Regions from separate parts of the Homo sapiens genome. Here all the other regions are linked to region 6. The links are chromatin loops, found by intact Hi-C in ENCODE. Cell type or tissue: A673. All regions are shown on one strand.

The links. Peaks named below come from ENCODE experiments on the same cell type or tissue, not always from the same donor. Only the 100,000 strongest peaks of a DNase experiment are listed, where the experiment ranks them.
Region 1: it touches region 6 in a loop (5-fold over the local background); 7 of 110 quality-filtered maps call a loop at or near these places.
Region 2: it touches region 6 in a loop (7-fold over the local background); 6 of 110 quality-filtered maps call a loop at or near these places.
Region 3: it touches region 6 in a loop (7-fold over the local background); 13 of 110 quality-filtered maps call a loop at or near these places.
Region 4: it touches region 6 in a loop (9-fold over the local background); 50 of 110 quality-filtered maps call a loop at or near these places.
Region 5: it touches region 6 in a loop (3-fold over the local background); 4 of 110 quality-filtered maps call a loop at or near these places.
Region 7: a loop joins it to region 6, with 4 times the contacts of the local background. A loop is called at or near these places in 6 of 110 quality-filtered maps.

The regions. Positions count from the first base shown.
Region 1 is chr1:177,911,858-177,915,857 of GRCh38, reverse strand. No RefSeq gene overlaps it. Among named protein-coding and RNA genes, the nearest start is that of SEC16B, 56 kb to the left of the region's middle. RefSeq lists an enhancer at 5-1,204. In A673, a CTCF peak has its summit at 1,981 (motif pointing right); a DNase peak (open chromatin) is centred at 1,997.
Region 2 is chr1:177,180,319-177,184,318 of GRCh38, reverse strand. All of the region lies in intron 1 of BRINP2 (BMP/retinoic acid inducible neural specific 2), which reads right to left. Among named protein-coding and RNA genes, the nearest start is that of BRINP2, 11 kb to the right of the region's middle. RefSeq lists an enhancer at 2,222-2,783. In A673, CTCF peaks have their summits at 1,739 and 2,443 (motif pointing right); a DNase peak (open chromatin) is centred at 2,368; H3K4me3 peaks cover 481 bases; H3K27ac peaks cover 195 bases.
Region 3 is chr1:177,943,753-177,947,752 of GRCh38, reverse strand. It overlaps CRYZL2P-SEC16B (CRYZL2P-SEC16B readthrough), which reads left to right. Exons shown (of 32, transcript NM_001356506.2): 20 at 1,222-1,333; 21 at 3,087-3,192. It overlaps SEC16B (SEC16 homolog B, endoplasmic reticulum export factor), which reads left to right. Exons shown (of 26, transcript NM_033127.4): 14 at 1,222-1,333; 15 at 3,087-3,192. Among named protein-coding and RNA genes, the nearest start is that of SEC16B, 24 kb to the left of the region's middle. In A673, CTCF peaks have their summits at 1,396 and 1,595 (motif pointing right); a DNase peak (open chromatin) is centred at 1,642; H3K27ac peaks cover 388 bases.
Region 4 is chr1:176,895,853-176,899,852 of GRCh38, reverse strand. The region is part of intron 16 of ASTN1 (astrotactin 1); the gene reads left to right. Among named protein-coding and RNA genes, the nearest start is that of MIR488, 130 kb to the left of the region's middle. In A673, a CTCF peak has its summit at 1,883 (motif pointing left); DNase peaks (open chromatin) are centred at 1,892 and 2,332; H3K4me3 peaks cover 454 bases.
Region 5 is chr1:177,353,487-177,357,486 of GRCh38, reverse strand. LINC01645 (long intergenic non-protein coding RNA 1645) reads right to left here. Exons shown (of 4, transcript NR_126001.1): 2 at 422-640. Among named protein-coding and RNA genes, the nearest start is that of LINC01645, 3.9 kb to the right of the region's middle. In A673, a CTCF peak has its summit at 1,703 (motif pointing right); no DNase peak of the experiment used is centred here.
Region 6 is chr1:177,778,172-177,782,171 of GRCh38, reverse strand. No RefSeq gene overlaps it. Among named protein-coding and RNA genes, the nearest start is that of LINC01741, 80 kb to the right of the region's middle. In A673, a CTCF peak has its summit at 1,866 (motif pointing right); DNase peaks (open chromatin) are centred at 1,921 and 2,781; H3K27ac peaks cover 3,002 bases.
Region 7 is chr1:177,559,477-177,563,476 of GRCh38, reverse strand. No RefSeq gene overlaps it. Among named protein-coding and RNA genes, the nearest start is that of LINC01741, 140 kb to the left of the region's middle. In A673, no CTCF peak of the experiment used is centred here; a DNase peak (open chromatin) is centred at 2,006.

The sequences.
Region 1 (4,000 bases), 130 kb before region 6:
ATGCTTGGTGAATGAGTAAGAGCAAGGAGGCCAGCATGTGGGGGTGAGGCAGGAGGAGGGAGTGGTAGGAGAAGAGCTCAGAGAGGATGGTAGGGACAGGTCTTGTTGGACACAGAGGCCAAGGTAAGGACTTTGGCCATTACTCTGAGTTAGGGGAAGCCACTGAAGGGTTTTGAGCAGAGAAGTGACTGTGACATGATTTAACTTACATTTTTCAAGGATCACTCTGGCTTCTGAGTAGAGGTTAGACTCTGGGTGGCAGACAAGAAGCTCTTGTAATAACTCAGGCTGGGCAGGGTAACTCACACCTGTAATCCCAGCACTTTGGGAGGCCGAGGCGGGTGAATCACGAGGTCAGGAGTTCAAGACCAGCCTGGCCAACATGGTGAAATCCCATCTCTACTAAAAATACAAAAAATTAGCTGGGTGTGATTGTGGCCACCTGTAATCCCAGCTACTCAGAAGGCTGAGGCAGGAGAATCGCTTGAACTCAGGAGGCGGAGGCTGCAGTGAGCCAAGATCGCACCACTGCACTTCAGCCTGGGTGACAGAGCAAGACTCCATCTGAAAAACAAACAAACAAACAAACAAACATACATCAGGCAATAGATAATAGTGATTGGACCAAGGTGGTAACCATAGGGATGGTGGTAGAAAGTGGTTGGATTCAGCATATATTTTCAGGGTAAAGCTATTAGAATTTGCTGATGAATTGGCTATGGAGTGTGACAGAAAGAAAGGAATATAACCTGACTCCTAGGTTTCTGGCTCAAGCAGCAGAAAGGTGGGGAAGACTTCAAGAAGAGTAGATTTGGAGAGAAAAGGAAGAGTTTGGTTTGGACACATTAAGTTTGAGATATGTGTGACCACGACAAGTACAGGCATGCCAAGCCCATGAGCTGGATTTGCTAGTCCAGAGTTCAAGGGAGAGGTAGGGAAGTTTTCAGAAAATAAATACTCCAAACCTATAGTATCTGCTTACTTGTTAAAGGACAAAAGCCGAGTCATGTAACATGGAGCCTTTCCTGCACCCAGTGTGTCAACCATTGATATCCGTCTGAGTCGAAACTGCACACCCTTTCATGCGTCATAGTCTCTACTCACGTGTTCCCTTGACCTGGACTGCACTTCCCTTCCTTGCCATCAGAATCCGATTCATCCTTCAAGGCCTGTAAAACCTCTTCTAATGTTTTCACTGACATCCATCATGACCTCTTTTGTGTTCCCAGGGCACAGACTACCTTTTTTCTGACTACTTGTCAGAAATCTATGTCTCCACTAGATTGTATGCTCCTCGAAGGAAGGGAAGGACCATGGGTCGTTGATCTTTGTATCTTTAACATGGAGATGGACATGGGTGAGATCCTGAAAACCAGACTCCTCACTCAGTCCCAGTTCACCACTACTGGTTTTGAGGTGAAAATGCATGAAGACAAGGTCAGACAATTGCATGCTATTTATTACTACAGAGTATTGGCTAAAAGCCCCACATAGAACTCATAGCCTGGACGAGCTGGCTTCACCATGTATGTGTCACAGCATTCTCTTTGCATCCTGAGGAGTTCAAGAACTGGACTAAAATCTGGCTTCCTTTGTCTTTTTGTCTGAGGCCCATCCTCAGGTTTTGATCACTCTGGTGGTAGGAAGGATGAGGACAGCTGAATCTAATGGGGAGATGGTCTAGGGAAGTATAGACTAGAGCACAGCTGGCCTAAATTATAACCCTGAGGCATTGGGATGTGGGGGTTGGTAGGGAGCTGAAGGCTTAATTTACCACACTAACCAAATATGAGGACATGATCTGGAAAGGAAGGCAGTGACTAAACAAGGCAGGCAGAGAGCAGATCAAGGATGCAAGAAGATTTAACTTCTTGCTCATTGCACAGAACATCCCACCCAGCATTATGGCCAGTGGGTCCCCAAGCACCTTCTCCTTGGGGGTGAGCTGCAACGAGGAGAGCCCTGACTCCTGCCACCAGATGGAGCTGGCCCTGCATCTAGTCCTGATTTTCACCTAGCACGTGCTGAATAAGGCTTCATTTAACTTACTGAATTGGATAAATACTCAGGAACATGCATATATCCCAGTGGAGAGATTGAGGGGTTACTCTGTGTCAGTGAGAGCATGTGAGATACAAACTACGAGGATTTCCCTGGGATCTTAACACAAGACATGGTATAGTATATGCTTAAGAGTGAGAGTTCCGGAGTTGCGTGATCTTGGATAAGTTCTAGCTATTTTATGATTTAGGATAGCTGTAGAGGGGCAAAGAGAAGCTATGTCAGTGGTCATGTCTAGGTCTTTGTGTCCAAGAAGGTTTGAAATTCCCCGGAAAGAAATACATAGACTATCACATTCTCTGCTTCTTTTACCTGAATATTTCTTCCTGCCTCACGGCGCATATCCTGGCTGCACCAGTGACCCTTCTTATCCAGAGGGGAAATCTTAGTGGAGCTGGTTATGGTCCTGTTATTCAGGCAGCTGCTTTTTGGTGTGATCCCGAGTGAAACGTTTGAGCTGGCTGTTCCCTCAGGCTTGGAAGTCACCTGGCTAGTGTAAACTTTGATGGTCCTGGGATGCTCAGCTGGAATTTCTGGCTTGTGTTGCACCAGGCAGGTGGTTTGGGACCAAAGGGCACAGCAGTTGGCAACAATGGTTGTTGGAAGGTTACCAAGGCCTGGGAACATTCTCATCAGTTATGTGCATAAGCGTGAGTGTGTGTGTGTGTGTGTGTGTGGTCTCTCCAGATGGGTAAAAAGGTCTTACTAGGAATCTTTGAAGTAGCATTTTCTTCCAAACCTGCCTGGTGTTCATTGTTCAGGATTTCAGATTTCTGTTGGCAGTTTGAGGGTCTTTTGCAGTGCAGCCTTCTGCTCTATTCACAATCCTATTTTGCCTGACCAATTAGAACTCTGACTTGGGAGTTCTATGTGCCTTTTGATGGTGTTCTTTTAACTCTTTTATTTTTATTTACCTTTTCAACTGAATTTCACCCCCATTTCTATGGGGATCATCCCTGAAAAGTGAAATCTCTTCCTCCTAAAAAGCATCTGGCAGAGGCCAAGGGACTCTTGGGAAAATAAAGATTTTTGTTTTGATCCCTGATTAATGTAACTCCCTCTTCCCCCATATTCCTGTGTCAACAACTCTTGTCACTTTCTGAATTCCAAGAGGAGGATTTGCTTTTGGAATTAGGAAAAAAAACCAATGCTTTAAGGCTTCTCTTCTTTGAATTCTATTTTGTTGAATCATTTGTAATTTTTTATTGCCCCTGATAGATTTTACATAAGAGTATTCAGTCAACAAATACTTACTAAGTATATGTTGGGGGCAAAGACCAGTTCTAGACATTGAAAGGGAATGTAAAATATATACATCTCTAGACCTATATCTTTTTGTTTGTTTCTCCTCCTCCTCGTCCTCCTCCTCCTCCTCCTCCTCCTCCTCCTCCTTCTTCTTCTTCTTCTTCTTCTACTTCTTCTTTTTTTTTTTTTTGAGATGGAGTCTCGCTCTGTTGCCCAGGCTGCAGTGCAGTGGTACAATCTTGGCTCACTGCACCCTCCGCCTCCCAGGTTCAAGTGATTCTTGTGCCTCAATCACCCGAGTAGCTGGGATTACAGGTACCTGCCACCATGCCTGGCTAATTTTTGTGTTTTTAGTAAGGATGGGGTTTTGCCATGTTGGCCAGGCTGGTCTCGAACTCCTGACCTCAAATAATCCACCACCTTGGCCTCACTAAGTGTTGGGATTACAGACGTGAGGCACCGTGCCCAGCCTCTAGCTCTATATCTACATCTAAAATATAGATTATAATCTAGAAAGGGAGACACACCATAAGCAAAAGTGAATGCAATAGTGATTATGATACAAGGCAGTATAGTGCCACAAAAATGATAAAACTTGAATGTTTTGAGAGGTGGGAGGGTTTACTTCTGATTGAATGGAGGGAAGAGTTGGTGAGAGCTTCCTGGAAGAGGTGGTATTACAGTTGTGGCTTGA
Region 2 (4,000 bases), 600 kb after region 6:
AAAAGTAAGGGGAGGGGAGACCTAATAACTGGATGAATTATGGGGAAAAAACCCTGCTGACTCTGTTCAGTTTAAGGTGAGAAATGACAGGATTAGAATGTCAAATTGCTGAGTCCTACAAACCTAACCATAAACCTCCTCTAAGCTGTTCAGCTTTTTTTCTCTGCAGTCACTAATTAAATCTTGCCTTGAAAGAAATAAAGTAAAATAAAAGCCAAATGCTTTTATGAGTCAAGTAGATTGCATACCATCGGCCTATAAGGAGCTGGGTATCTGGTCGATGTGTATGGGGAACTGAAAGTGGAAGGAAATCAAGATAATAGAGCACTTATCTCTCTCTTTAAAAAAGTTTTCATAATTATTTCTCATTGAATGTCCCATCTTTGTAGCATCTTACTTTCATATGCAGTCTCTTTTCCCTATCTAGCAGTAATGGAAAACATGTGGGATTCCCTTTTCAGTGTGATTTATGCAGAACTGTAAACCAGAGGAACCCAAAGCACATTATAAACAGTATTTGAAGTTCAAAAATCATTCATGTCTCCAACAGGAAGAATGACCAGGGTAAGTTTAATATGATGGTTCACCACGTCAGTATCCTTTGCACCATCCACACCTTTTATCCAGAAAATATCTTCATAAACTGTTTACTTTCTTGAATATAAGCTTGCTACATTGGTACATTCCCAAGTCTCTTCTCACTGATTTAATGAAAACACAGTGTCTGTGTCCTAAGCTTAGTATCTTTATGATCAAATATCTGACTCCATTACCTGAGGCCATGATGAGTCCATTTTTCCTGTCACTCTCCTCTCCTACGTGGGGCAGATCTGCCCATCAAATAAGAATTTAAGCAACTAAAGCCCTAACAAAGATATTGCTGGCCCTGTGTTCTTCTGTTGTTTGCCTGAGCAAAATCCATCATTACTCTATATGCATATGGCATGTGTCAACTGTTTTAAAATTAGCCAATTTTCCTAAGCATAAAAATGGATTTTTGTCATATCACATGAACCATATATCACAAAAACAAACCAGTTTTTGTTGTGGCTTTTTTTTTTCTTTCCAAAATACATGAAGTCTTTTTAAGTCACTGCCAAATCCATTTTGCTCACTGCATTTGTGAGATACATCTAAAGAAACGAAGCAGAAAAAGAAAAAAAAAAAAAAAAAAAAAAAAAGCTCACACACTGCCATCACCTGGAAAGAAATCTAGTTCATTACCAAACCAACCATGCCTAGGAGGCTGGATTGCTTCATCCTGCTTTTAAATAATAAATAAATACAGCATTTGCATGCTGCCCTGCACTGAGAGTTTGAGACAGGGCAAAAAAAGAAAAAAAAGAAAAGAAAAAAAAAGAAAAACAACAACAACAACAACAAAACCCCTAAGTTTAAGAAAAAGAACTGTCATTTATGGAGCATTCTACATATCAGACTTGATGAGTACTAATTCTGCATTATTTCATTTCATACTCTAACCCTGTGAGTTGTACCACATCCATTTCACAGATGTGCATCCTGAGGCTAATGTAGTAAAGTAACTTGGCAAGATCAAATACATGGTACGTAGCAGAGCCTGCCAAAGACTTGAACCCAAGTTCACCATGCCTGAGCCTCTTCTCTCAATGACCATGTCGTCACATACGAGAGCAAAAAAAAACCATCGAAACTTCTAAAGACATGATATTGCGGCACCAGGTTTCTTTTCTTCATTAAGCCTGTACTGGTGCGTTCTTTAAGGGTTGTAGCTCAGAGCAGCCCTCTTTGGGAAATTCTGCTTGAGCCTTTGCATAAAGCCTCCAAACATTGCTAAGCTCAGGAGTGATGCAGCGTATGTAAAGAATCAGCAGCTGTCTGTATGGTTCGTTTTGAAGGGCCTACAATTCCTCTCAACAAGGAAAAGCACCATGTCTCACTTGGGTTAAAATCTGTGAATTTCTCTTTTGAAATGTTCTAGTGTTAATTGGGAGGGCAGCACATTAAATCATTATTAGTCATTAATACCTTAACACAAATTAGTTGATCAGGTTACTGAGAGGTGTGAAGGGCCCTGAGGGAAGGATATTATCTTGATGGAGGTGGTGGGGAGTTGCCAAAGAGGGCAGTCTCTGGATTGCTGCAGGGGCTGAGTGAGGCTGAGTGAGGGAGCTAAGGGAGGATGGGAGGGGTGGGGCAGGGAGGATGGGAGGGGTGGGGCAGGGAGGGAGGGACGGCACCAGGACTAATCAGCTTAGTTCCAGACAGGATTGCTTCTGCAAATGCAACTGTCCCTCCCCATTCCTTCTCCGCACACGCGCACGCACACATGGCTCCCCTGCTGTCCCTTTCGAGCTTGCCGGAGTGTACTTACAGATAAGGGTTTTAGGAAAGGTACCGGCCACTCCTCGGCAACCTCCGGGGCAAGAATCCCGCCTGCGCCTCTGCGGCCGGGGGCTTGTAACACAGCTTTTCGCCTCTAGGGGTCTCTAGTGACCCGAGGCTTCCGGAGGAGGCTGCCCTTGCTCCGCGGTCCCTCGCGGCTCAAATCCGAAAGGTCGGAGATTTCAGAAAGAAGAGGCGTGTGCAGGGCGCCTCCCAAGACCCCGCCAGCCGCCGGCACACCCGTCAGCCACCTGCCCCTGCTCCTGCCTAACGACGTATTGATGATAAATGGCTGAACACCGAGTGAGGGGGTGGCAGACATTAGCTGCCCCCACAGTCCTCACTGCGTGCTTAGTTATTTCTATGTCTCAAGGGGATTTCAAGGACCTCCCTCTGCATCCCCACCTCACACTCTTCCAGTAAACCCAGTCCCCCGGCCTGCCAGACTACAGCCTAGCAGGAGTCTCCGCGCTCTCAGCCCGGCAGCCTCGTGGTGGGGATGGGGCATGAACCGGAGTGAGGGACAGGCAGGCCCCAGTCACCAGCTACCCGCTGCCGCTGGGCCTGATGTTCTGCCCTCCCTGAGCTGGGGCTCCCCGCGAGGGAGGACCGCTGCCTTCGTTCTGGGAGACCTGGGTACCCTAATGAAAACAGAAGAAAAAAAATCACAACTGAGGAGTATTGGGAAAAAGCACGAAACTTTGAGCAAGGCACTTGTTCCTCCCAGTCCACTGTTGAAGAGGCTGCAGGAGTTAATGGCAAAATTCTGGCTTTCTAATTCATCCTGCAACACTTGTTTGAATCCCAACTCCACTATTCACTAGATGTGAGATCTTGGGTAATTGACTTAACCTCTCTGTACCCATTTTATTTTTTCATCTTCAAAACGAGAATAATAGTATCTACTTCATAGAGAGTTGTTAGACTTGAAAGAGATCTTACAGTGCATACTCTCAGCATCTAGTATAGTGCCTGGCACACAGCAGGCGCTCATTCATAGACATTGAACTCCTTGCATTTTCAATTACTGAGAACGAGGGAGAACAACAATGATTGGTCCTAGTCTCACAGAACTTCGCAGATGTGTCTGGGTGAGTGAAAGTCTTATATTTTAAAATCAATTTTAATATATCACCTGTGATTTTAAATGAATCACAAGTTTTGCTTTTTAAAGAACTTCTGCAGTGGTCTTCAATGTGTTTTGAATACTTTTAGGTTCCAAGGAGTTGCCCTAGGGAACACTTGTGGGTGAGGAAAGAGAAGAAACAGGTGGCGGAGCTCCAGACCCCCTAGGCCTGCTCCAACGAGAGAGCTCCCCTTTTATCTGCTTTATATATTGGGGTTTTAGGTAAGGGTTTATTGATGAAAGTCTTCCACTGCTTTTTTGAGAGATGAAAACCACTGTGAATATGTCCTTGTATAATTCAGGGAAACCTTTTCCTCCAGGCTTAAGGATGCTCAACTCTGCTATTTGTCAATCATTGTCTTTAATCTTTACAATTTTTGTGCAACATAAGGTGTAATATCCATTTTACTAGGTGGGGGTACTGAGGCTGATACAAGCCACACATAGCAGAGGTCACACAGTGGGTAAGTGACTATGACCAGATTGATGCCCAGGTTTGTCTTACCCAAA
Region 3 (4,000 bases), 170 kb before region 6:
CTCACCTCCCCTCCCCGTCCCTCTCCTCACCTCCCCTCCCTCTCCTCACCTCCCCTCCCCGTCCAGGTCAGCTTTAAACATCCTGCCCTTAGATTCTCAGGTTCTAGGTAGGGCCAGAGTCTATGCCCTAGGCTTTTCCTGGACCCAGGAGCCTCCATGTTTTGGGGAAAGAAACTCCAGGGAAACACGTGTCCTTCTTGCCTCTCTGTTTCACAGAATTTCTGCCGTGAGTGAATGCAGGCCAGGCCCCTGAGACTTGGTGTTCTGCTGCTGTAGGAGTCTCCTCTCAGCAGCTGATTTTCTAGCCCTGGGTCAGATTCCCCTGTGGATGGAGTTAACGCATAGGACACCTTGCCTCCTGTTGCTGTAAATTTCTCAGTGACCCAGTTCAATCAGATAGGAAATTCTGTTTTTGCCTGAACCACTCTGGGTTAACCCTGTAGTCTTTCTTGCTATCATCTCTCTGTGAATGTGGCCTTATAAACGCTTAGGGGGCTATTGAGTGTTCCAGATCAGTGGTTCTCAAATTTAGCCAAGAAGCAGAGCATCCAGAAATCATGGTGCTCCCATGAGGCTTTTTAAAATATTGCTCTGTTAAACTTTAATAGCTATGGGTTAGGTTGTGCCAAGTCAGATGGAGGCCATGCAGCACCCTGAGTGGAAGGGAACTAATGTTTGTTGAGCCCTTCTTGGGGGCCAGGCACTGTGCTAGGTATTGTATCTAGCTGAATTAACTCAATTTTGAGGCAGTGGAAAATGTATGGGAGAACATTTCAAAACATGTTGGTAATTAATATGATTTTTATGTTTGACTTCAGCAGGGAAAGCAATGCTGCCTCAGGAAGCCTAGTTTAAGAACGACCACTCTCAGTAGTCTCCTTCTTTGCTCAGGTGCAGGCATTTCAAACTCATTTTTCACCCTGAGGAAAGACTAAAACGTTTAGGGAATTCCTCGTAAAAAGTCCTTTAGGGAGAACGTGAAATTGTGCCTTATTCTGGCTGAAGAGAAATGTAACGTCTGAGGCCAAATGGGCTGTGGGAGGAGGAGTGGGGTTTAGGGGTCTGTGACTCACGCTATGAAAGGCTCATTCATTTAGTCCCATGTGGCTTCTCCCCTCTGACCCCCGAGGCCACTCTTCCATCTGTCTCCCATCCCACCCAGATGATGGCTCCCCATACGGGTGTGCTCCGTGATTGGGTCTTGTTCTCTTCCTCCCGCAGCTGGGAAGGGGCTTGTGGAGGCAGCTCACTTCTGCTATCTCATGGCTCACGTGCCCTTTGGCCACTACACCGTGAAGACAGACCATCTGGTCTTGCTGGGCAGCAGCCACAGGTATGCGACCTGGGAGAAAGGAAACAGTAAGGACATTTTCCAAGGGACTGTTTTAGCCCTTGTTGGGTTTTATGGATCCATTTTTCATTTTCTCATGTGAATTTCAGCTACCGCCGGCTCCCTTATTTGGGATTGTTATCTGTGCAGGTCTGTGCAAGGAGATGCCCCGTGGGCCCCACATTACAGCATTGGCGGGGGCCTCAGGCCACAGGTCCTCCTCTGCAAAGAGGTGGGCTGATGCCTTTGTGTGGTATTGTGCCCTTTGGCCACTGGGTGGCACCCTGGCTCCACAAGCTAACTTTGTTCCTTTAAAAAAACAACATTTTACATGTGGAGGCTTGTGGGTCCGTGTTAGGCAGCCCTGGGCCTGTTCTGAGAGCCTACCCAGGCAAAACTGGAAAATGGAAGAAGTTTATGTTTAGTCCCTCTTTGGGGCCCTAGCATCCCTACAATGACTTGGTGCACAAGCTACTTAGAGTCCCACTGGTGACATTCTCTGTTGGCCATAGCATTAGGCTTTTCCTGCAGGAGGCCCTCAATCAGCTCTCAGTGAATGAATGCATGGACAGAACGATTTGCTCCCTAGAGGCCCTCCCTGTTCTGTATCTCTCTATCCCCCTCCCCATACGTGTTAAGAGTCACTAAGCTCTTACGTTGTGCCAGGCATTTTCTTTGCACTATTTCCTTTAATTATTACACATTTACCCTATGAAGAAGTGAAGTGAAGCAAAGATTTTAATCGTCACTTATGGAGGAGGAAAACCAAGGCACAGGGAGATGAAATAACTTGTCTCAGATGGTACAGTGAGGGTGTGGGTGAGTTGGATTCGGAATCCAGGCAGTCAGCCTGCAAAGCCCTTTTAACTGTTGCACCACACTGCCTACCACTGAGGCAGTGTACCCAGCTCATTGCCTGTTCCTTCCAGGTTCCTGGTCTCTGATAGCACATGGCTAGCTTGTCAAAGAATCCCTTCTGTGCCAAATGTACAATAAGTGTGTATGGGCTAATATGTCTCCCCTCCTATGTTTACGTTGGTTTATGTTGAATGAGGAAATTCTTGGAAATAAAGTCCTACCCCCAGGAATAACCTGGTGATTGTGGTTTTTAAACACCATAGCAAGTTGTTGATGGGAGAAATTTTGGGTCACATGAGACTCTTGTGCCCACCACCTGCCCCAACCAGATCACATTCACTCAGTCCCCATCCTCACTGGTGGAATGAACATCCAATGTATGGACCCGTGTTTGATTTCTGGCTCAGCAGTCCTCACCTGCTCTGCCATGCCTTTTGGTCTCAGTGCTCCCGGAGTGTTACATGGCTCCCCTCTTTTGTGCGAGTTTGCTCAAACTAGGGGTGCCCTTCACAGGTACATGACAGGCTTTATGGGCATGGGGGCCAGCTCTCTGTGTGTCTAAGAGTAGGGCCCAGTGTCCTTCGAGGTAGCCTGCCTTGAGTTACCCTTCAGCAAGAAGGCAGGTGACCCCCCTTTTCTGCAGCCTCCGCCTCCCAGTGCCTCTGGTGCAGAGTTCTGTTTTGTTCCTTCCTCAGCCTCAAGGAGGGAGAGGGAGAGGAAGTGAAACACTCACTCTGGGAGCCCAGAGTCTCCTTCTTCTCTTGAAGCCGCCGCAGGCATCAGCCCAGGATGGAAACTCCCCCATGAAAGGCTGCAGCTGGTGTTTGGAGAGCCACTAGGATTTAACTCCTGCGTCCCCCACACCTCAATCTCTTTTATTGTTATTCTCTGGTTTTAGTCAAGAGTTTTTGAAATTTGCAACAACTGAGGCAATCCAGAGGACGGAAATCTTCGAGTACTGTCAGATGCTGGGCCGCCCCAAATCCTTCATCCCTTCTTTCCAGGTAACTGAGCCCAGATGAGGCCACCACCGTCACTGTCAGGCAGCTGCAGGCAGCTGTATTTGCAGCTTTGCTTTTTGGCACTTAGTACCTGGGGCTAAGTTATCTACTGAACTTTTCCTCATTAGCTTAAGCGTGGGAGGGTGTAGGATTTCTTTTTATGTCCCCTAAAGGTCTGTATTTTATAATATGAAGGCAAAACCTTGCAGAGGCCTCTCTGCTGGAGGCTCCTGCCTCACTGCTGATGTTTGAACGTCCTGCCTGCCGCCCCGGCCTGTGCCTCACTCCTGCTGTCAGCTCCTTCTCCCCATCTCTCCAGACAGCTCTCCCTTTCTTCTGAGCCTCCGCAGCTGTCCTGTGGGAGGGAGTGGGAGCGCAGGCCCAGCCCAGTGTCTGCTCACCCTCCCTCTGCTCCGCACTCCTTCTCCGGCCTCTTTTGAAATCCTCTGTCCTCTACCTCCGCCCTCACCCTTCTTCGTCCCACTCAGAGCATCAGCTGTGTGGGTGGTGTCCATACTGTGGTTTCCGCCCTCTTCTCAACGTTTCTACATGATGCTGTTGTCACCTTACATTCGTAAAGACCAGTGCTGACATCGTGTCCTCCTCCGTCTAAATCCTCTGTGAGCTCTGACGTCCAGCACCATCCCTTCCTCCATGCAGACTACCTGGGCCACACCTACGAGTATGACTGAGATGGCAGCCTTCAGTGGTCTCAGCTGTAAAATGGGATGAGAGTGGTGCCTTGTAATGGAGCTGGCATGAAATCGAGTTAGTTTCCTTAATGCTCGAGAACAGCGCCTGGCACACAGCA
Region 4 (4,000 bases), 880 kb after region 6:
TGTCATCATGGCAGGTCTAGCAGTTCATTTTAAGTCCATAGTGATCTCTCTGTCCAAAGACATGATTGTACATCCCAAGAGACTGATTAGAGACTGGGTGGATAGACTTCTGTGTGAATTTTGATGACTCGAGGACATCTGGCTTGAGCAGTAGACTGGGGTGGGGGTTGGGGTAGATCCTGGAATGCAGGGTTTTGGTGGGCTTCAGGGTGGCTGTGCTTCATTTGCCCCACATCAAGCCTTCTTTCCTGTAGATCCTAAGCTGTCTCCAAAAGCTGGGATTTGATTAGCTTGCATTTGATTTCTTTGCTGCCTAATGAACTGCTTCTGTCATTCTAGCCGTGATGTCATTAGCATCTCATTGCCTTGGGCAGCAACTCAGGAGAGAGATTCTTAAGCAGCCTCAGAATCCTATAGGAATTGTACCAATTTACTTCCTAACAACTAATTCACCTCATGGCCTGTCAGTTACCACCAGAAGAGCAGACCCTGCATGAGAATGGGCCGGTCACTTTTGTCACCCTCATGTGCTCCTGAATTTAGGTGGGCCACTATATACATGCCTAAGGCCATGTGCACATCCACAATGACATGTTGAGCTTTAAGGACGCGATATTCTCATACCACAATATTCTATTGGGGAAACTCATCCACTGTATGCTGTAGGATACAGATTTAGCCTAAAGCAAATGACATTTATTTATAGCAAGCTGTATTTGCAAAATGCTTTGCAGTTTTAGGATTGTTAACTACATTCCAGGTTGGATGTTCTTCTATTTGTAAGAAACTGAAGTGTCCTGACTGGACTCCGGACCTTCCCTGACAACAGTGGAGTGAATTCTGCAAACAGAGGTGGGAGGGAGCCACACCTGGGTATTCTTTATCAAAAGGCACCTTTGTCAATTATAAGATTTTGAGACCTTAATTGTAGCTTATTTCTTCTGTCCAGAGAGGCAGTGTATTTATTGGACTAGAATATTTATTTTGCTAAAAGACAGCATAGTGTCTCCAACCTCTAGAGCAGTTCTACTCAGACTCTAGAGGGTAGAAGAGGGAAGATGCCCTAAAGAACTGTAATAGGTGTGGGCAGTGGAGGGGGTGAGCCATTGATTCACAAGGAAGTAAGGCAGGGTCTTCTTCTGCAACACTCCACACACAAACCTCCCCCACTGTTCACTCCCACACAGGAGGAGTTAAAAGCAACGGTCAAAGATCAGCCTCTCCTGAAGCTTTTAGGACCTGAACGACTCTCACTTACCACAGACGTGATGGTTATAGGTGCTCTCTTTGGGCTAAGGGAGATTTATCTGGGCTTTCACCATTGGACTCCATCATTTTAAAGAGTACTTCCCAATTGTATCTTTAACTGAACATAGGAAATGCATTTCTTCTTTGAAAAATCTCCCTCACACACACATCTCTATTCTTTGCTGGAAACTGAATAGATAGCTTTTGGGAGCTTGCTGCTCATCACTCCTGTGCAAATCCAGCTCCTCTCCAGACAGCCCCATCCTGTTTGGCGAGGGGACCAGAAGGCAGTGGGTCTTGGCCTCCGGCGGGGCTCTTTTTATGTGGACCTGAAGGTTTTCCGGAGACAGAAAATATGATTCTGAATTAAAACAAGAGTTTGGTGGGTTCCCTCCACGGATTTCTACATCCTTCCCATTCCTCTCTACTCCCTAATCTTGCTAGGTATCTAGAACTGAAGGGCTTTGAGGGGGATTCGCTGCATCTTGATTTTAATTGGGATCGCCAGAAAACAGTAGCAAGGGGAGCAACCCCTCAGATGTTTACAGCTATGACAGGACCCAGCGATGGCCAGCTGGAGGGCAGGAAGGCCCTCGGACCCTCAGCTCCGGAGTGTTTGTGGTCGCAGCGCCCTCTAGTGGCCGCATTTGTCATGAGCACGGTACATGCTTAGTAATGAGAGGAGGGGGCGTGGGGAGCATGCCTGGGTATTTGGGGATTTAAGGTGCGAGAAAAGGCACTGGTGGCATATTACTTCCCCTTTGAAGTAGTGTTTACTCCATGTTAAGGATATTGGGGGTAGGGGTTATTTTCCCTTCGGAATTTAATTTTCCTTTAATTATCCTGTCATCATCTATGCCCCTCTATATTTTTCTCTGTCGGGTAAATGTTACGGAATTGTTTTAGTCTCTAATTTTTTATTCTCCGGTTAAAGAAAAATTGTACCTCCACAACATTTTTTTAAAGTAGCCGTGTGTTACTTTTTCATAGTTTATTTTCTACAGTGCCAAAGTGAGATTTATCCATTTTTTTTTCCTCCCGCTCACGAAAGTCATTTTAGACTTATATCACCATCTAGCGGTCATGTCGTGGAAATTCTTTTCCCAGACTCGAACAAATTCTCAACAAGGAGGGCTGCGGGTCAGTTAGGAAATGCGTATAATTAGAAGGTGGGTAAGAGCCAACCAGGAGACCCTCAAGCCCTCTGGCAAGACTTGCATGGCGAAATTTCAATAATCTTTTTTGAAAAGAAACTGTATCTTTACTGATTTTTTTTTGGTGGGGGGGCCGGGATTTTACTTACTGCCTTTTTTTTTTTTTTTTTTTTTTTGAGACGGAGTCTTGCTCTGTAGCCCAGGCTGGAATGCAGTGGCGTGATCTCGGCTCACTGAAACCTCCACCTGCCGAGTTCAAGCGATTCTCTTGCCTCAGCCTCCCGAGTAGCTGGGATTACAGGCGTGCGCCACCATGCCGAGCTAATTTTTGTACTTTTAGTAGAGACGGGGTTTCACCATGTTGGCCAGGCTGGTCTCGAACTCTTGACTTCGTGATCCACCCGCCTTGGCCTCCCAAAGTGCTGGGATTACAAGAGTGAGCCACCACGTCCGCCCTTTACTTACTTTCTTAATGAAGTAGAGTTTGCTGACAAAAAAGCACTGGGTTTCTGAAATGCTTGAGCCCTTTTCCATACATTGCATGAAACAGCTTCAGAGAGACCACTGGGCTTTGGGGAATGATGGACACACACAGAACACTCATTCTGTTCCTCTCAGACTCATCAGAATGTGATGCTTGATAGGCTGGATCTTTGGAGGCACTGGTTGTAAGGATTTGCAAAGTGGTTCCAGAAGGTGATTATGAGCTACAACTCATCGACTTCATAAAAAGAGTTCTCTCTTATGGGGTGCAGAGAGCTCTCTGCTATTCTGTTCTTGATTGCTATGTAATATGAGCCCATTTAGAAATGCCATGAGGCATTAATGAAGGGCTGTTTGCCCAGAAATCACACCAAGGATCAAAGACCTCACCCCACCCGCACTCGCTCCGCCCAATCCGTACAGTATATTGAAAAAGATTGGGGGCCTGGTGAGGGGCTGGAGGAGGGGGGAGTCTTGGGTCAGCTTGTGGCCACTTTGCAAATACCCGTAGCCACACAGTTGACTGGGTTGCGTAAGCCTCCCTGTCAGTGAAAATTTAGTCATGGGTGAAGTGATTTGAGGGCTAGTTCTATTTGAAGCCGTCATTCTTATTTTTGGTTTGAGTAGTTATACAGTTCTCTTATAATCAAGGAAGGGTTTGAGCTTGGCTCTGGGTCGATTATTAAACAAAATGCAAGTATGCGATGAATTATATGCCATATTTATAGTCATAGAGTCCTTTGCCTTAACGTGCTAGGTAAAACTTCCTCATTGTTTCCTCTGGGAAACAACAATGCTGAAATGCCTCGTGATGTTTCTAAATGGGCTCATATTACATAGCAAACAAGAAGGGAATCACAAAGAGCTCCCTGGACCCCATAAGAGAGAACTCTTTTATAAAGTCGATGAGTCATATCTACAATCACCTTCGGGTACCACTTTAAAAATCCTTCCAACCAGTGCCTCCAAAGGTCCAGCCCATTGTCCATTGCATTCTTCATGAGTCTGAGAGGGCCAGAATGAATGTCCTGTATATATCCAGGATGTCCAAAAGCTTAGTGGTCTCTCTGAAGCTGTTTCACATTCAGGACTACAACTGTGCAAAAAGAAGTGAT
Region 5 (4,000 bases), 420 kb after region 6:
AGTGAATTTATGTATGCTTGCAACAAGTTATTTTAAAGGATAATTTGAAAGGGTGCTTATTTCTGGTGTGGGATTGCAATTCTTAATATAACTATAAAAAGAAAAAAATAAGCTAGTGATGGGATGGTTTTGTGATATTCTCTTACAGAATATTTTAGTCAAAATTTTGTATAATAAGGCAGAGAGTGAGCTCAGCACAATTCATAGCAACAGCATCAATAATTTAATAAGCACTATTCACTGAGAACCAAATATGTGCCAGAAACTGTTCCATATAATATGTACATATTATTTCTATTTTTACATTTTACAGATTTGCAAATTGAGGCTTAAAGGGATTAACTTTAATTCTCTAACTACTCAAGCTTAACATTTAAAATCCATACTTAAGTCTTATTTTTCTGGATCAGAATCTACTCACCATATTACTCCAGGAACTTCCCTTTTCCCTTGTAAATTCTGTTCCATTTTTGGCCAAACCATGGTTTGCCTCTGCTGCATTAGTTTGAAGTCATTTTTTTTCCAGACATTGTGGCGGTAGTTCCCAGATGTCCGAAAAGATGAAGTTATCAGTGCACGAGCAGCCAGGGCTTTTCTTTATGTTGATTCACCTTAGGACACAGCCCAACAATGCCTGCAACTGAAAGTCATGTGCATTAGCACAGCTCTGCCTCAACCATGAGCCCAGGACACAGAGCTGTGCACCAAGCATGATTCTTTCTGTTAATATTAATTGGCATAATTTAGCTTAACATATTAAATCTTAGAAGTGTAGTAATCGTCAAACAAAAATGTCTACAGTGACCTATTAGAACGGAAACTTCCACCATAAGAGCCACTCTTCGGAGCTTTGCAAGTTCACTGTTATATAAGCTTACTTGAGGGAGTTCCCTATGGGTAATGTAGTGAGAATAAAGAACTTGGGGTTCAAATCGTGACTCTACTGCTTAGGAGCTATGTGGCTTCTAGGTGTCTGTTTCCCTGTTTCTGTAATAGGTGGGCAGAGGGGTAAGGAAGGAGATAACATCTATTTTTTAAAATGGTATGAGGACTGTAGGAAACATATGGACCTGGTACAGATGAAATGTCCCCAAAATGGTAGTTATTACTGTTATTACTCTCACAGGAAATTCCTATCCCTTAGCAGAAGAAAGCATTCTGTATTAGTTTCCTGTGGCTTCTGTAACAAATTATAATAAACCAGGTGGCTTAAAACAACAGTTAGCTCTTGCAAAGTTTTGGGGGCCAGAAGTCTGAAATCAACCTGTTGGCAGGATTGTGCCTCCTCTGGAGGCCCTGAGGGGAAATCTATTATTTTCCTCTTCCACCTTCTGGTGGCTGCTGACTTGCTTGACTTATGCCCACATCACTGCAATCTCTGCATCCAGGGGCACATTACCTCCTCCTCTTCTGTCTGTGCTCTTCCTCTTATAAGGACACCACTCACTTAGGACCTGCTCATTTAACTCAGAATGACGTCCTCATCTCGACATCTTTAACTTAATTACCTCGGCAAAGACTCTTTTTCCAAATAAACTAGCATTCACAGGTTCTGGGATTAGGATGTGAACATGTTTGTGGGAATGTGAACAACTCAACTCACTACAGGTCCTGAAGGATTAAGTTTTTTGTTGACTTTTTGGGGGCAGGTGTACATGTGTGGTACACAGGATGCTGAGTGGAATAATGCAGTGATGTTATTGACGACCAGGGGGCAGCATACGAGGCCAAAACAGATTCTGAGAGTGGGGAGTAAGGCTGAGGAAACCAGAGAAACAAGCTGAAACAATAGGAGATGCAGGAGGCCTGGGTTTGGGGAGACCTAGGCTCTAGATGTGGTCTTTGCCCCAATTCACAGTGCAACAGAGGGCAAGACATCTCTATGGGCCTGTTTCCCCATATACAAAATGAGAAAGATTGGAGTGGAGCAGGGATTTTAAATTGACTGCTTGCAGGCTGAATGCAACGTGCCTGTGTATATCAATTGTAACATCTAAAAATCTGAATATTTTTAAGTTGGCAGACATCATATAAAAATTAGTATAGCTTCTCTCAAAAATCATATGTAACAGGCACTGGACACGCAGTCTCCAATGCTGATGATGCGTTGTAGGAGGGTGACCCTACCCTTCAGCTTGGCACAGACCCCCTTGTGTACTACCTAGCCCACCACACCCCATTGTCTTCTGACATTGTGGTTGACTGCCAGTCCCTTTTGTCATCCCCTCACACTGCAGATTCCCTGATGGTCAAGACATATTTTTCTGTATCCAGGTTTCTATCAATAGTGAGATCCAGGTGGATGATTTTTCCTATACCTAGTTGGGTTCACTCAACTTACATAACCTGCATGAGGCCTCTAGAGTTTTGCCTTTGTGATCCCAAGTCAGAAGACTGAGACCACTGGTCCTCTCTGGGATGCCAATGACCTCAGTGCCAGAAGGGAAGGTCGGGGAGCCGGGGTGGTGCTAGAGACTAGCTTGATCTATGTCTGCAAATAACTCTCCGTGTGCCCACCCAGGTATGTGAATCCACCAGCTGTGTGAATCTACCTGTCTTAGGACTACTTCACAATTCATAGGACAATGTTCTGGCAACTCTTATTGCTCCTTTCCCCAATTTTCTCCATTCTCAGACTTCTTTCCCTCATCTCTCTGTACACATCCGTGGGACTCCTGCTACAGGATCTTTTACCCTTCAGTTCCTGCCATTGAGTCCCCATCCTGTGGTTTGTTTTCATTTTTTTGGTAGCAGTTCCTCCTTCATCCTAGACTTTCCTGCTCTCTCCTACATGATTCATGACTTAGTTCTGCAGAGCATTTTTAGAGCCTTGTTTGCAACGGAAGAGAACTAGGGAAACTAAGCAGCATATTGTCTTCAATCTGGTCCCTCTCATAAGGGATCTAAGCTAATTCTTACGATTGTAATCCTGCAGTAATGGACCATCTGAGAAGACAGTCTCTCTCTCAGTGGGAGCCTCCTATGACTTAGGAAAGAGTCATGTGCCCAGGTGTTGCCAGGGCTGAGCTTGCCTGCCCACTCTTCACAGAAGCTGCCCTGATCTCAAGGTCTCCTTGTTACTTGTGCTTACTCAGAGTCCCTGTCTGACACAGAAGAGTGATGCCATCTCGTCTCCCCACCTTCCCAACAATTTTTAAACCTCTGGGTGCTGCTACCAGCTTGCCTGGAAGGTGGGGTTCTAATAATGACAATTAGCTAAATATGCAAAGAAAAGAGAAGGGCAAGGTCTCTCCCAAGCAGGAGCCGCCCTGCTTTTATTTTTATTTCTCTCTGTGTGTGTGTGTGTGTGTGTGTGTGTGTGTGTGTGTGTGTGTTTCTAAACTTCCCAACAGCTACTAAGCTAAGAAAGTTTTAAATATATACAAAAACTACAGAAAGGCTTTCTCTCCTTTGAATCTTTAGCTCTGTGTAGTTCAAGTCAACAAACAGCTAGTGGTGTCTCCTTGGTGCCTTGGCTATGCTTGTGTTCAGTTTTGAAGCAACAAAATGTGGAGATAATGCTAGCTTTATAGTAAGGGTACACATGATCAGCAGGGAAACAAGCACAACTCGAAAAGGCAGAGCAGAAGGAACAGTTTGGTACGTACAGAGGAAGGTGGATTGAGAGGCAGGAAAGGATGATTGAGGCAAAAAATGATATTATTCCTGGTTCATTTTGGAGATGATGACAATCCCAAGGCTTCTGCAGACTCCAAGGACAGGAAATACTTCTTAAAGACTCACGTGGTTCCCTCAACAGTGTGTGCGCATTTCAAATTGCGTCCTATTATACCTCCCATTTTTCTCCATTCTGCGTATGAATGGATGGTGCCACTGTTAACCCAGTTGCTCAAGCTGGAGGTGCAGATTCCTCCTAATCCCCACTGGCTTCTTCTCTCCTTTGCCTTTTTTAATCACCGGATCAGTCGCTTCTGCTTTCTCAGTGTTGACTCCATGCCCACTTCTCCCCCTCCCCTGCCCTTCTAGGTCTATTGCAGGG
Region 6 (4,000 bases):
ATGTGTGGTTGGAGGGACCTGGTGGGAGGTAATTGAACCATGGGGGTGGTTCCCCCATGCTATTCTCGTGATAGTGAGAGTAAGTTCTTATGAGATCTGATGGTTTTATAGGGGGCTTCCCCCTTCACTCAGGTCTCATTCTTCCCCTTCCTGCCACCTTGTGAGGAAAGATGTGTTTGTTTCCCCTTCCGCCATGATTATAAGCTTCCTGAGGCCTCCCCAGCCATGCTGAACTGTGAGTCAATTAAACCTTTTTCCTTTATGAATTACCCAGTCTCGGGTATGTCTTTATTAGCAGCGTGAGAATGGACTAATACAATGGATGGCCAAGTTTTGAACTTTAATCTTGCGGTCTTCCAAGACATGAGAAATTAAACTGTAAGCTAACAGTTATTGCATACTTATCTCTTGTGTCAGACACTGGGTTAAGCACTTTTCATGGGTTAGATTATTCAATCTTTACAGTAATTCATATTTTCCAGATATGGAAACTGAGGATGCTCCTCTAGCCTTCTTGCTCTTCCAAAATAAACACTGCTGTTTGGTTTCAAGGCCACAAGATTAAAACTAGCAGCTGCCTAGGTTCTCAAGATCAGTGTAGGCTCCTTCTCTCTAACAGCAGTAAACAAAATGTCAGTAGTATTTAGATCAGGTGAGTACGTGCATGTGTGTGTGTGCAGGGAGTATGCGTGTGCCCAGAGCGCCACACTCTATCTTTAACTGCATGCTAGGCATCTATACTTGGTTCTACTCCCAGAAACTGGAATGCTCCATTTCTCAAACTAAACTCATTATCTTCTTCCCCAAACAGCTCTTCGTTTCCTATCTTGGCCAGTGCCATCATTCTGGGTTAGCCCATATACCTGGTGTTGGTATTGAAGTCCTCTAGATTCTACTTTGTCAAAATTGTGCACAGCCATTCAGCCCTCTCCATTTTCTCCACCGTGCCTTGGGTCAGACCCACACCTCTTGGACTTTGGAAGCAGATATCTAATGGAGCCTCTATCCTTCTTCCGTTCCTACAGATTGTCTCAAATTATGTTTTTTTAGAAACATAAATCTTATCCAATTATTCTTTCTCCAAAACTTTCATGGGCTTCCTGTTATAGTCATTCATTCCACAGATGTTGCTTGTCCAACCACTGAGTGCCAAACCCTATTCTAGGTGCCGAGCACACTGGAGTGAATAAAGCAGTTACAAAGCCCTGTCCTTGTGCAATTTAAAAAGTACACGTTCTTCAGCCTAGCATTCAAAGCCCTCTACAAATCGGTTCAGCTCATCCTCCTGGTTTTTGTCCTCTCTTCACTCCACCTGTGGGTAAGAGTCATATTTCCTGTAATCCAGTCGTAGTGAGCATGCTTGGTGTCCTTTCTAGACTGGCGCCTCATTTGATGGTTACCTCAACCTGGTATTCTCTCCTGAGTCTCTAGATTTCCTGTGACCCCACTTAGTTCCATCTTTTCAGTAAATTCTTTCTAGATCAAGCTCCTCCCCTAGCTCCTCTTGTCAGAATTAATCTCCCATTCACCTATACTGTGTGTACAATGTTTTTGTACATTTATGGTAACTTTCATTGTCTGCATTACTTATATATGTGTCTGTCTCCTCCGCAGACTGAGATCCTTGAGGAGAGAAACTATGTCTCTTTTGTACTCTTAGCACTTTGCTCAGTCCCTGGCACACAGTAGGTGACTAATATTAGCCACTGTGAAATGGCTAGATGCTGACTTTCTGGATAGTACCCCCGCTATCCCCCACTCCCACCATCATGTGTCTCCATCTTTTCAAAGCTCCATAACGAGTTTACTTACACAAATAAATAAATCTTGCATAAGAGTGTCCAAGTTCGGGAGCATACTTTCAAGCCTCTAGGTGGCAATATTACTGTGCTCAAAGTGAGGAGTTGTGAGCCAAGTTGGGAAATTGTATCAGCCGCTTAGGGCACATGCCTTTCTGTCCCTTCTTTCTCCCTCCCACCCTTCTACCCTCCCTTTCACTTTTGTTTCTCTCCCTCCCTGTCTTCTACTCTCCCCTCCTCCCATCTCCATTTCTGTTCATCCATTAAATATCTTCCCAGATTTTTTTAAAACCCCAAGATGTAATTGTAGGACTGAGGAAAAGGTACAAGATCTCCTGGAGAGCCTGCCTCCTCCCTCACACACTTTGTGTAGAGTTTTACATTTTAATATTTCTATTAAATTCCATTTACATTTTGTAGGTCTGGGTGAATTATGATATTTAGAGATGGGGAGTTAGGAAGCAGCTGTTTTTAGAAGCAGCTGAGGAAATAATCCAAAATGGCCTTACGACATGTCTGGCGTGTCCACATTCACCACACACCAATCCTGGACCTGTCATGGGTGTCCGGGGGTGAGAGGGACACTGGGCTTTGCCAGGAAGATCTGGACTGGACTAGTTGACCAGGTTTAGAGAGGGCCCGGGGCTGGATCCACAGGTGATGTTTCAATTCAAATCAGGGCAGAGGTGGGATTTCCTGGGAGCCCGAGTCAGAGGAGTTGGGCAGCAGGAGGGAGCCAGCGGTGGGGGTTTAGGGGGTCAGTGGGGAAGCTGCGGCAGAGCTCTGGGAAGGCAGGGGAATGCAGATGGGCTGCTCCTAGCTGCCCAACTGAAATCTCCACCTGCCTGTTTTTCTATAATGCCCACTGCTCTAACAATTCAGCATTTCAAAGAGGGGATGGTGGAGGAGGGAAGTGGTGATTTAAGCATGAAAAATGTCATTTTGCCTCAGAGCAAACTGCCTTTCTATGGCCTGGCTCCTTTTGTGAGGTTTGGATTTAGGCACATCTGGAAGATCATTTGCCCAATACTAATAGGAAGGCTCACTGTGCTCGTTTGTTATGAGATGTAATGGGACTTACTCTCACTGTGAGAACGGCAGCCACCTAGTGCCACTGATTTCCATTTTTCTGTCACCATGAAAAACTCTCTTTCACATGTATGTGTGCACACACACACATGCACACATGCACACATACACACACACGCATGCATGCACACACACACATACACACACCTCACACCCACACATACACATTAAAGAACCCTTGGATTTCCACTTATACATTTCTCTTTGAGACAATTAAATCCATTCACTTTCCTCCAAACCCCATTCTTTATTATTTTCCTGCCTTAGGTTTAAGGTCATTTGGTTCAGAAGAGAGGCCCTTTCACTTGCATACATTTAATTAATCCTCCTCTTTCTTCCTGCCAAACTCCTCAAGATACTTTGCTTTCTAAACGTGGGCTGTATTTTTCTCCCCTTTCCCTTACAAGTAGCATGTGTTTATTATCTATAACTTTTGAGGGCCGTGCACTTATTATTCAGTATTTGAGTTCACTGTTGTTATTTGTAATTTTGAAAAAAATCCAGATACATCTGTAACAGAGGTTTAGTTTTGATTTTTCTGTCTCCTTATTAAACTATGCCTGTTTCTTTAAAAAATATCTTTAAAATTCTGTCCTAAATTCTTTGATTAGTGCCATTGATCTCTGTCACCTTTTGGGTATTTGGGGCCCACATATGAGGTACCATGTTTCCCCAAAACTGTAGCACTGTTGTCTCTTGGAGAGTGAGCCTCTTCTTTGTCCATACACTAAATATGGGGGAGACTGGACAGAAGCAGCTGTCAGATTGATTGGTCTGGAATATGGTCAAAGTCTTTACAATTCCTCAAAGCTCTTTGGATAAAATGACATTTTTCATTTCTTTTTCTTGCCTTCTCAGATGGTTTCTCAAATGTGGTTCAAACTACATGTTCCTGGGACGTGGCTGGCACCCTCTGTAACTTCCTGCTGGGATTCTCATCCTTTCGCAGGATTCCTTGCAATTTGGCCAGTGCTCTAGTGCCTCAGGCCCACTCTGGAACCATGAGAAAACTCACAGCTGCCCAGTGTGAGGCACGCATGCAAGGCCTGCCTGCCGTGCCTCCCTCTGCCAAAGGCATTTTTAGCAATTTCCTAAAAATGTGGCTACAATGG
Region 7 (4,000 bases), 220 kb after region 6:
GGTTGCGGGGATGGGGGAGGGATAGCTTTAGGAGATATACCTAATGCTAAATGATGAGTTAATGGGTGCAGCACACCAGCATGGCACATGTATACATATGTAACTAACCTGCACATTGTGCACATGTACCCTAAAACTTAAAGTATAATAATAATAATAATAAAAGAATGTCTCTGTAAGCTTTTACCATACCATTCCCCCTTGGCCAGCAGACTTCCCACATCCCAGCACTTAAGCTACCTCTGGAATTACCACTGTATCTGCCCTATCTCATGAATGTCTTCCTATTCTCTTGTCTCCTGGGCCTTTGGATGTTTGCACCATTGCAGCTGCTGCTGGAGCTACAGCACCCTGGGCCAGTTCTGTGCAAGTGAACACCACTTTGCTAAGTCTTTGGCTATTCCCATCACTTCTGCACTTAGAAGACGCACCATATTAGCAGTTACTTTTTTAATGGGGCAAACATTTACTAGTGGGAGACAGAGAGTGGTAAGAGACTTGTGGAAAAATTCCTTTTCTCTTTCCCCTGTGATAGGCTGTTCTGAAGCATGGATTTTTGATGTAGCTTGTCTAAAGACATCTCAAGTAGCTGAGTGAATTTGTTTCACTTTGCGAAATGGTGGCAACCTGGAAAAGCATCAATTTTTGTTTACTTCTCATTATTACCTGTCTCACTGCCTCCTTCCTTCACTCCCTAGGCCTTGCAATGCACCTCCCCAAAATAGCACTTAACCCTTGCCTCAGACTGTCTTCTATGGAAACAGGCTGCCACAGTCACCACATTACTTCAAGCCAATCAGTATTAATTCTGGTTACTTAGAGGAAAATGAGCTCTAGAAGAAAACCAGGGCTCCTGCCAGTACAAAAGAGAAATGATGTGGCTATTGAGTGGACAATCGACAGTGTTTGATTAGTACCTGTCCTGCTACACTGGGTTGTTTTAAGAGTTAAATGAGATAATGAGATGTGAATGTGCTCATTTAAATATTAAATAACATAAACATGTAGAGTTGTCATTAGACTTAGATCATTTACAAGTTCTAGAAACTTATCAGTTCACTCATTTAGCAAAAATTATTTAATGAGCACCTACTATATGCCAGTCGTGGTGCATACATGACTACATGAATACAATAGTTTTCCCCATATAGTAGCTTCTTGTCTGTGGGGCATATGAACAAGTAAATTACATGTACTACAATTTTTTAAAGGGAAATAGAGAGTGTGTTATAAGAATGAGGGAGGCAAATCTAACCCATATTTGGGAAGTCAGACAAAACTTCCTAGATAAAGTGATATATATGCTAAAACCTGGAGGATGACTAGGCATAGGTGATGGGTGGAGAGGTGTGCTAGGTAGAAAGAAAAGCATATACAGAGGTGAAGGGGCGAGTGAAGGCATGGCATTATTTATCATGGCTGGGATGGTAGAGGCCAATTTATAAAGTGTGAGTTGTAGGAAATTTGGATTTAATAATGAGGATGATGAAGAGCCATTGAAATGTTTAAGAAGGCTTGTTTCAATAATGATAGAATGAATGGACTATTTTGGGCAGGGAAGACAGAATGGGAAGCAAATAAGGAAATTGAGATACCACTATGTAATGTAGCATTTCTTTTTGTTTCATTTAATTTTGAATTTTTATTAGTATGAATTTTCTTCATAATTTAGGGTTTTATGAATATTACAGACCCTACATTTCCCAAATCGTAGAATGTGAAAGTCAAGGTTGACACTTTCAGGTAAATGATGGAAGGAATCTTTGTGGTCTTTACCCCACACAATCACCTGCTTAATGGTTCTCACTTCCCTTTTTATCTGTGCTGTTAGTTCTGATTAGATCAAGGGATACCAATAAATGCAAGGTCAATAATGTGACTCCCCAGGGGAGCTAATTACCCCTGCAGAGAAAACCACAGGCTTAATCTCAATACATGGCTGATCATCTGCAGCCATGAGCCATTGGACATGGGCATATCCACAGGTTCCTTCCTTCCTTCCTTCTTTCTTTCCTTCCTTCCTCCCTTCCTTCTTTCCTTCTTTCCTTCCTTCCTTCCTTCCTGTCTTAGCAAAGGCTGACAAAATAAAATACCACAAGCTTTCTTCAAGGATGGCCCCCACCTCTGAAACACTGGGCAGGATCATCCTGGCCTGGGAAAACCAAAGAGGTGGCCCCACCCTTTGAAACCAAGGAGGAAACAGTCTTGCTTCTGGGCCTGTGGTGAGAGTGGCATTCCTTATGATCTCTGAATCTTTGGGATCAATTTTTCCTTTTCCTTGAAGAATAGTGTGTGCTCACAGCCAAATAGCTCTGTGGTCTGGTCTTGTAGAATCTAGGAAATCTGACAGAATTCCTTCATTACATTCTGCTTTCTCTATTTCCTTTGGATTAAACTAGCCATGTCTTTGCTGGTATAATCCCATCTCTATTCCTGGCTTCGTTAAAATGGCCAGTTAAGTTCATGAGTTACACTCATGATCTCTTTATCAAATGGTTGTTCATCTATAACCTTAGTCTCCTCTTCAGAACAAGATTTCTCATTTTTTTGCAATATGGATAGGCATATTGCAAAATACATAGGGGTAGAATTTTTTAAATCTTCAAGCTCTGGTTCATTTTCCATAACTATTATTTTTTCCAATTAATCTCTCTCTTATCACATTTTACTATTAGTAGTCAGAAGGAACCAAGCTACTCTTTCAACACTTTGCTTAGAAATCTCCTCAGCTTAATATCCAATTTTATCACTCATGAGTTCTACTTTCCACAAAACACTAAAACACAGTTCAGCCTAGTTCTTTGCCACCTCATAACAAGGATCACCTTTCCTCCATTTTCCAATAAAATATTCTTAATTTTTTCTCTGAGACTACACCAGAATAGACTTCAATGCCTATATTTCTGGCATACTCCTAAAAATTCTTCCAATCTCTATCCATTACCCAGTTTCAAAGCTACCTTCACATTTTTACATATTTATTACAGTAGTACCCTACTTCTTGGTACCCAAATCTGTCTTAGTCAGCTCGGGCTGCTGTAACAAAATACCATAGAGTGGGAGGTTAAATTACAGACGTTTATTTTCTCACACTGTTCAGAAAGCTTGACTAATGTCAAGGTGCCAGCTGACTTGGTTCCTGGTGAGGGCTCTCTTCCTGGTTTGCAGAGAATTGCCTTCTTGCTGTGAAGAAAGGCTCACATGGCCTTTCTTGAATGTGTGAGGAGAAAGGATGTGAGCAATTTCTCTGGTGGCTCTTCTTATAAGAATACTAATTCCATCATGAAGGCCTCAACCTAATGACCTTATCTAACCCTAACTACCTTCCAAAGGTTCTATCTCCAAATACCATCATATTGTGGGTTAGGGTTTCAGCATTCATATTTTGGGAGGCAGACAAGCATTCAATTTATAACCCACCCTTTCTCCCTTTTTCTTTCTTTCCTTCCTTCCTTCCTTCCATCCATCCATCCATCCATCCATCCATCCATCCATCCATCTTTTTTTAAAAATTTAACCTGCATTTATTGAACATCTGTGGATGAGCTAAACTGTTAGGTGCCATTGGCATGAAGATCAACTAATATAGGCCTTGCTTCAAGGAGGTCTAGTAAGGAAAGAGAGATGAAAAAAATAAAAAATGCCAGCCTAGTATGAGTGCTGTAAGAGAGTTATGTATGAAGTGCTATGAAAGTGCAGAGAAGAAATATATAGCTTCATAAATATAAACTCTTGACTCAGGTGTTGAAGGTAAGATTAGGCTTGGTACTAGAGGTAGAGGGAATCACACAAGAATACTAAAAGGGTGTGTGGCATCATGGTATGTGTAGCAAACAGAAAGCTTTCAATAAATGAAAAGACATGAATGACTTTGGGGAGAGTCAACAAATTGAGGCTGGAAAGATGTGGATCATGAATGCTCTTCTGTGTCATGGTACAAAATTTGAATTTATCTTGAAAGTATTATGAGGCTCTGAAGGTTTTAAACAGAGGAGTGACA